Linked DNA regions of Homo sapiens: region 2 is linked to region 1. The links are chromatin contacts, found by Hi-C or POLR2A ChIA-PET in ENCODE. All regions are on one chromosome and are shown on one strand. Each heading gives the region's core, a stretch centred on a gene start or an enhancer-like site at or near the end of the contact. The rest is flanking DNA. Distances are from core to core; before and after follow the strand shown. Region 1 has its middle 170 kb from the start of ADGRG6. Region 2 overlaps HIVEP2 (HIVEP zinc finger 2).

Evidence for each region. Hi-C counts contacts between places; a loop is a spot of excess contacts on that map. ChIA-PET counts read pairs that join two places held with the same protein, here RNA polymerase II (POLR2A). Pooled maps may share reads with other maps.
Region 2: a loop to region 1 is called in a pooled map, with 3 times the contacts of the local background. The contact joins two enhancer-like sites. A Hi-C loop is called at or near these places in 1 of 168 maps with a recorded cell type or tissue (K562) and 3 of 50 pooled maps. POLR2A ChIA-PET finds 5 or more read pairs at or near these places in 3 of 52 experiments (AG04450, HEK293 and naive thymus-derived CD4-positive, alpha-beta T cell).

What each region holds. Positions count from the first base shown.
Region 1 is chr6:142,472,443-142,476,897 of GRCh38, forward strand. No RefSeq gene overlaps it. Among named protein-coding and RNA genes, the nearest start is that of ADGRG6, 170 kb to the left of the region's middle. Within about 2 kb of position 2,194, at least 3 of the 41 ENCODE cell types and tissues checked have a DNase peak (open chromatin) inside an H3K27ac peak, as active enhancers do.
Region 2 is chr6:142,817,509-142,821,963 of GRCh38, forward strand. All of the region lies in intron 2 of HIVEP2 (HIVEP zinc finger 2), which reads right to left. Among named protein-coding and RNA genes, the nearest start is that of HIVEP2, 130 kb to the right of the region's middle. RefSeq lists an enhancer at 2,198-2,667. Within about 2 kb of position 2,228, at least 10 of the 41 ENCODE cell types and tissues checked have a DNase peak (open chromatin) inside an H3K27ac peak, as active enhancers do.

The DNA.
Region 1 (4,455 bases), core at 944-3,443:
CAAAAACAATCCATTTTCATTATCACCAAAAAGAATAAATATCTAGGAATAAACTTAGCTGAGGAGATGAAATGGATGTATACTGAAAACTATAGAACATGAATGAAAGAAGCTAAGACACAAACAAATGGAAAGACAGCCTGCATTAGAAGAGCTACTATTATTGTTAAAATGTCCATACTACCCAAAGCAATCTACCAACTCAGTGTAATCCCTAACAAAATCTAAATGGCATTTTTATAGCAATAGAAAATACAATTTTAAAATTCATGTAGAGCCATAAAAGACCATGAATAGCCAAATCAATCTTGAGAAAGGACAAAACTGGAGGCATCACATTTCCTGATTTCAAAATACAAATCTAGAGTAATCAAAACATTATGGTACTGACATAAAGACGGACATACAGATGAACAAAACAGAATAGAGAACCCAGAAATACACCCACACACCATGGTCAGCTGATCTTCACAAGCATTCCAAGAACATACAACAGGAGAAGGATAGTCTCTTCAACAAATGGAAATTGGAAAACTGGATATCCACATGCAATCAACTGAAATTAAACCCTTATCTTAAACCATACATAAAAATTAACTAAAAATAGATTAAAGGCTTAAAACATAAGACATGAATTTTTAAAACTCCTAGAAGAAAACATAAAGGAAAAGCTTCATGACTTTGTCGTTATATTGACTTAACATATGTAGTCATAACAGTGAAGTTGAATTTTCAGAAACTTCACGCTGAAGCTATCATTGATGTGATTCATTTCAATTTACCCTGGTTTTTTAAGCATCTACTATATGCAATGATCTGGGCACTGCAGGGGATCCACTGCGGAATAGAATCAACCCCACACCTTAATAATGTCATGGTCTAGTGGTGAAAGCAGGTAATGACAATACAAGGTGATTAGAACCATAATATCAAGGAGCTTTGGATATGATATTTGATGGTATTAAGGCATTATTAATTTTGTGATGTGTGATAATAGCATGGTGATTATGTTAAAACAACCCTTATTGATTAAAGACTCAATTCATTTTCTATTGCCACCATAACAAATTACCACAAAACTGACGACTTAGAACAGCACAAATTTATTCTCCTAAAGTTCTGAAAGTCGGAAGTTTGAAAGAAGTCTCATAGGTCTAAAATAAAGACATCCACATGGCTGGTCCTTCTAGAGGCTCCAGGTGTGAATCCATCCTTGGCCACTTCCAGCTCCTGGAAGCTGTGGCCAAGATTCCTTGACTGGTGACCACATCATTCCAGTCTATTTCCATTGCAAGTGTCACATTGCAGGTCTCTGATTTTGGTCTGCCTGCCCCTTCTTCTAAGGATCCTTGCGATTACATGGGTCTCTCCTAAATCACATCTAGGATGATCCCCCATCTTAAAGTCTTTAATCACATCTGCTGATGGGTTATATAAGGTCTCCTCTTCACAGGTACTTTATCTTAGATGGGGGGTGTTGGGAGGACACTTTTTTTTTTTTTTTGAGACGGAGTCTCATTTTGTCGCCAGGCTGGAGTGCAGTGGTGCAATCTCGGCTCACTGCAAACTCTGCCTCCCGGGTTCAAGCGATTCTCCTGTCTCTCAGCCTCCCGAGTAGCTGGGACTACAGGTGTGCGCCACCACGCCCGGCTAATTTTTGTATTTTTAGTAGAGACGGGGTTTCACCACGTTGGCCAGGATGGTCTCGATCTCTTGACCTCGTGATCCTCCCGCCTCGGCCTCCCAAAGTGCTGGGATTACAAGCGTGAGCCACTACGCCCAGCTGGGAGGACACTTTTTGAACAGGAAAGCAGAAATGCTTATCAGATGTAATGGTTTTCGAAGTTATTGCCTTAGAGTTTCTCTAGAACAATCCATATTTTATAGGACACAATTGTAGCCCAGAGGAAAATCTCACTTTGTAGCAACGTATCTTGGCTTCTAAGAAAAAAAAAAAGGCCCACAAGGGTTTATTTTAAAATATGGTGAGGGAAATCTTGCTTTTGAAGAACCAGGCCTATAGCTAGTGGACCTGGCATTTTCCCAGGGTTTCTGGACTCTCACAAGCTCACAGTTCATAAGTTCTCTGAGGAAGGATTTCCACCTCGCCATAGGCCCAGCCGTCTCCCCTTCCCTCTAGCTGAGGACCGGAGTGTCCGCAGGGCGGCGCCCAGCGCCGGGGTTTGGTTCCTTTTACCTCCCGGTGCCTCTGTTCCTTAGCTTCCAGCCTTTCTTCTCCCTGGCTTGCTTGGCTTTCTCAGGTGAGGGTACATATTTCTTTTGTCATTTTGCACAGAAAATGTAAACGTTTCCTACTCTAAAAAGATCACCTTTAAAATTTGCTTATAACAACAATAAGATATTCCCACAATTTTTTTTCTCTAAATGCTATTACTGCAATATAAAAACAAAAAAGGAACAAGTTCCTGAAGGATTTCATTTTCACGGATGCAACTGTAATTATTCATGTGACCAGAAGATGGCAGTACAGCATTAATAACAGTGGCGCATCCCTTAGAACAAAATGGCTTATTCAATTTTTTGGAGCTTGGTAGACCTAGCTACTAAACAAATATTAACGGATCTGCTACTAAGTGCAAGGGTCTTCTGGGTTGCATTAGTTAATAAAAGAGACAAAAGCTGCTCTAATGGAGGGTGCTAAACTAAACTTGCAAGCACAATTAAGAAGAGAGAATTGTCCCAGTCTTGTCTTTTAAAATTTCATCTCACTGCTCCTCATTCATTGAAAGTCACATTTCTGAGAGAAAATATTATAGCAAAAGGAAGGAAGGAAAACAAAATACAACAAAATTCTCTTATAAATGAAGATACTTTAAAAAGGCAAAGTGACTTGCCCAAACACACTGGTAATGATTAGCTCCAAGTCTGTTGACCAATATTTTCTCTATCCGTGGTACCACACTGATTCTCGAAATCACAAATTCAGGGATTAAGAATGCCAGTCCTTGCCCCATCACTGACCCCTTTGTGGGATCTTAAGCAAATTATTTAATTACTTTTATGTAAAAAGTAAGGCATTGGACTAGGTAAGTTCAAGCATTTTTACCAAGGGAATGTTTTTTCCTTTTTTTCTTTTTAAGACTCTTATTCAGAAGTTCAAAACCTAAAATAATAAAGGAAAATGCTAGAGTTGAAAGAGACGTTTTCCTCTTGAGTTTCCTCCTTTCTCCCCTAGAATCTTAGGTTTCCTCAGAGCACAGTTTGTAAACTATCAGACTGGGTGATCTTGTAAACACCTTTCAGCTCTGAATATTCATTATCCCTCAAGTTCATTGAATTAATTGTGAGATAGCAATACCCTCAAAAGTGATTACTGTTTGGTAAAAAACAAAAGCAACAACAACCAAAAAAAAACTAAATCCTGAAGATGATGACAAACTGGAATAGTCAATTGTTAAGAACAAAGAGAAACTGACTTTTAAAGCATTTTCAATATTTTTCAACACGATGCCTCTGAATAATGACATTATCTTCATGCTTTACAGGGCCCTTAAACACACTCAGCCAGGTTTCCGCTGTGAACATCCTCTGGCACATGCTCTCAGAAATGAGAAGGTTGCCTGTGGAGAACGCTGTGGCTCCCCTGCATTTAGGCAACAGACTTTTGGCTGTAGTAAGTGCCAAAAGCCAGAGGTGGTATGGCTTATGCTGCACCATGGTGTATTGGGCCAAAGAGCTCTGGAAAACCGTTCAACCACATGGCCATCAGCAGTGATGGGAAGGGCAACTTAAGGTCAAAGGACTATGGGAGGGTGTCTAAGATGGGCCTTAGAATTAGTCTTCCTGGGTTTGCAACAGAGCTCCAACACTTTTGACAAGTTACTTTGGTTTCTAAATTTTAATTTTGGTTAATAACATTACTTCCTAGGAATGAGAAGACCTCATAGGGCAAATAATAGCAGTGTATGAACACCAAGTAAAAGTTTCTGTTTTCTTTCACAGGATTCCTGCAAATATCTCCAGGCTGGGTTCCTCATCGGTCCTCCACCTTTCAATCCATCCTCCACACAACAGACTGAATGACCTTTAAAAGATATGTCAGATCTCATCGCTGCACTTTTAAACCTTTCAATGACTCTCTCTTGCACTTCCAAGAAAATTCACATTCCTCACACTGACCTACAGCCACTGCATGATCTTCCTTGTCCACTCTCTGACTTTATTTGGCACTCGATGACCATATTCCAGCTGCACTGGCCTTCTGACAGTTCCTGGAATAGCCCAAAACTTTTCCAGTCTTTAGAACTCTTGTGTGTACTTTTTTCCCTTTCCCAGAACACACTGTCATTTCCTAAAGTCTCAGCTAAAATATTTCTCATCAGACAGGTCTTCTCTGACCACCCTGTCTAAAGTATCAACAATAAAGTAAACCTTATTCTTTAGCATAGGGGTTGGAAATGTTTGACCTGTAGGCCAAACTGGCCCACCATGTTG
Region 2 (4,455 bases), core at 978-3,477, 350 kb after region 1:
GTACTATGCTGGACACAACTTGCATGGAGATAAATATAACATTACTAATAAGTACAAGATCCTCAAAGTTCACACTCTGAGATGTAAATAATGAATGACAGCACAATTTTTAAGAGTAAAGAAATTGACAAGGCAACGGAAGAACACCAAGTAGGAAGTGAAGATAAGAATCTGCCTTGAAGAATTGTAAAATGATGCGCAAGAAAGTGACACTTAAAGTAGATCTTGGCTGGGTAGGATGGCTCACACCTGCAATTCCCAACGCTTTGGGAGGCTGAAGCAGGGGGATAGCCTGAGGTCAGGAGTTCAAGACCAGCCTGGCCAACATCTCTACTAAAAATACAAAAATTAGCTGGGCCTGGTGGCACATGCCTGTAATCCCAGCTACCCGGGAGGCTGAGGCAGGAGAATCACTTGAACCTGGGAGGCGGAGGTTGCAGTGAGCCAAGATCACGCCACTGCACTCCAGCCTGGTCAACAGAGTGAGACTCTGTCTCAAAAAAAAAAAAAACAAGTAAAATAAAAATAAACTAAATCTCAAAGGAGGAAGGAAGGGATGTGTATGAAGCATGTATTATTTGCCAGACACAGGTGACAAATTACCTCATTGTTGCCACCATTTTAGACATGGTGAATCTGAGGCAGGACAACTAAAGTCACCTGCTAGAATGCCACACAGCCAGCTTCAAACACAGCTTTGTATGTTTTGTCCAATGTACAAGCTCCCTTCTAAAGGCAAGGAAGCCTTCTTTAGGTGGAAAAGTGAAATAATCTTTATTGCACTTAAAGTTTCCTAAAAATTACCTCTTACGAAATATTTACTTATAATGATTAACAGTTTATGGTTGTAGCTGTAAGTTTCTATCTGCCCATACAACGCTTTTAAAGCCGGGCACGGTGGCTCACGCCTGTAATCCCAGCACTTTGGGAGGCCAAAGCGGGTGGATCACTTGAGGTCAGGAGTTCAAGACTAGCCTGGGCAACATTATGAAGCTTCGTCTCCACAAAAAATTAGCCAGGCGTGGTGGCATATGCCTGTAATCCCAGCTACTTGGGTGGGTGAGGCCTGGGAATCTCTTGAACCCAGGAGGTGGAGGATGCAGTGAGTCAAGATTGCACAACTGCATTCTAGCCTGGGGGACAGAGTAAAACTCTGTCAAAAAAAAAAAGAAAGAGAGAGAGACAAGAAAGAAAGAAAGAAAGAAAGAAAGAAAAGAAAGAAAGAAAAGAAAGAAAGAAAGAAAGAAAGAAAGAAAGAAAGAAAGAAAGAAAGAAAGAAAGAAAAAGAAAAGAAAAAGAAAAGAAAAAAAAAGCTTTTAAAACCCAGTCCATTAAAAAATGCCCAGGAACCAGGCAAGGTGGGTCAAGCCTGTAATCCCAACACTTTGGGCAGCCGAGACAGGAGGACTGCTTAAAGCCAGGAGTTCAAGATCAGCCAGGGAAATATAGCAAGAACCTGTCAGGAAGGAAGGACAGAAGAAAGGAAAGGAGGGAGGGAGGGAGGGAAAGAAGGGAGGCAGGGAAGAAGGGAGAGAGGGAGGGAGGGCGGGAAGGAGGGAAGGAAGGAAGGAAAAAATTAGCTGGGCATGGTGGTGTGCACCTGTAGTCCCAGCCACTTGGGAGGCTGAGGCAGGAGGGTTGCTTGAGCCCAGGATGCAATGAGCTATGATCACTCCACTGCTCTTCAGGCTGGGCAACAGAGTGAGACCCTGTCTCAAATTTTAAAAAAAGAAAAAAGGGGAAAAAAAGAAAAATGCTTGGGGTTCAAGGTCTATGTAAGAGATATGCAAAACTTCAAAAATGTTGCAAAATGTTGTGTCTATGTGCATTTTCCTGGGGAAAAGAGTCAGGAGCTTTTATGAATCTTAAAGGGGTTTATAAACCTCTACCCCAGAAAAGGCTATGAAGCAAGAATCTACAAACTTCTGCTAAGCTTTTTAATGTTTTCCAAAAGGAAAAATACTTTTGTAAATTTAAGTTTCACATACAAGGAAATCCATTTCATATATAACAGGGAAGAAGATTCATATATTCTACTATAAGGTAACAACTTGATAAGGAGACACCGAAGTGACCCTTTCCCATGTTTCTAATAACTATTCAGGATGTTAACAGTGAAAGGACCATTTAGAAAGCTAATTTCCTTTTCATCATGCTTGTTAAGTGTTTACTTTAATTCACATCCTGTGTGACCCTATGGGAAAATTTTTAACTAATACTGGGGAAAATCCCATAGGGTTACACAGGATGTGAACAGGGCCTGTACTGAACTACCTTCAGCTTGAAAAATAAAATTAGATAGGTGAGTTTCACTTTCTGTTTGTCATAAGTTCCACTTTCTGGCTCCCAAAGCTTAGATCCACAGTACATCCATGTCCGTGCAATAAAATCCCAAGATTCTCACTCTCTGTTAAAGGAAGGATTTCGGCGTGTTGTATAGCAAAATCCTTTCAGCAGAAAAATGCAAATCTGTGGTGCTAATCAAGGAGAGGCGGCTGGAGCACTCCCAAATGCTCCTCCATACCTGGGCTCACACACAGTTCAGCTGCCGTTTTCCATTTCCTGTGGGGAACATACATCATACCACTTCCCCTATAGAAAAAAGAAAGCAGCCCGATTTAATTGCTGATGGAAACATTGTCATACTTTCCACTGGCCAAGCTTGAAACTATTACTGATCTAACCTTCATTAATTTTTCCACAACAATTTGCAGAAATGTCAGGAAGCAGCTGTACGAAGACTGATTAATTGTCCTTATCACCACTACTTTACCAGGCTCGCTCTCTCTTCTCTCTCTCTCTCTCTCTCTCTCTGTATCCTCACCACCTCCCCTCCCTCTCTTCCAGTTTAAAAATATAATTGGGATTTTTCTGTTTTGGTTGGTATTGGTGGTGGTATATCATACTCTGAAATATCCAGATCTATTTTTGATGTCTTTCAATGGCCCAAACATTTTCAGATCTGGAGGAGACCCCATGAAGTTTGGGACAGCATCCACGAAGGAAAAGGTTGCTTCCTGCTGATTACTCAGTTATAGCTGTTTAAACAGACGTTCATGAATTCAAGTCTTACAGCAACACTGCATTTATTAGTCAATCACAGACGCTAAAATTCACTTCCGAAATGTGAATTAGAAAATCAAATGCCCTTTTTCTATTTTTTTTTCACTTTCTTTTCTCCCTCATCATTTTCATTTGAGCTATACCATCTGTCCCAGCCTATCAAATAATGTACTGTGCATGCCTGGCAAAAACAAGTGGAACAGTACACCTCATAACCCCATGTAGGCAACCACTGAGCATCTATAAAAGTGGTACATAACAGAATCTGGCCATCTGGGGATAACTAGTTATAGCAAGCTTAGCTTCTCAGCCAGCACTCAGATTTGCAGACTTTTAACTAGTTGGCAAAGCATCAACCAGTGTTCAAGAAGAGAAACACTAACAAACATTTTTTTTTTCAAAACACAAGAATTCAGATATAAATTTTCAAAGGTGTACTTGCCAATGTTGCTGACAAGAAGGCTTCAAAAGCAAAGATCAAGGCACTGTCATGTCCTTGAAATGGAGCCAGAGTCAATCCAAATCTAGCATTTTGCAGCATTACTAAACTTTTTGGGTATGAACATATTTTTCCTTCCCCATATTGCCTGAATATATACAAGCAAGGGATTAAAGCCGAACAGACTTTGAACCAAATGACATAGTACCTTTCAGAGACAGCTCCAGCAGACTGGGAAGAGTTCCTCCTAGGACTACATTTAAAAAAAAAAAAAATCCAAAGGCTCTTCATCCCAGATACACTCATTCGTAGTCTAACCCCGAACCAAAGAAAGACAGATTGGACAACTATGGCTTAAAGCATTAAAGTAATAACTGGACATGTAGCATAGTGGCCCAGATCATGGACCATGGAGCCAGAATACTTGCTTTCAGTCCCATCTCTGCCACTTGCCAGACATACAAATATTCAGGCAAGTTACCTAACCTCTCCGTGCCTCAGTCTTTTCATCCAGAAAATGGGGATACAAATAATATTGTTAACAGAATTATACAGCATTTAAAAATGGCACGAGGAAGTGAACTCTAAATGCTAGCTGTTAACTGTATATTTTTCTGTTGATATTTCAGGTATCTATTAGCCTAATAGTGAGGAGGAAATAATGTGACACGAGTTCCTAAATTAATTTAACAAAGCCCACTGGGTTGGCTGAAAGATTTCCCCTGATAATACTCACATTGCTTGAAACACCACCACCAAAACTAGGTCAAGCAATCAAGGCTAAATATTCTATTGTTTCTGTTGACTATCCCCTAGCTGTCACAGGACAGCATGCCTTGTGATGCCATGGGACATAGAGGCAGGCATGGCTGGAGATGACCACACCTCACCACCACCTCCAGGCCTGGAAAGCAGGGGTGGGGAGAAAGCCACCACAGACCAGCAAAGTGCAA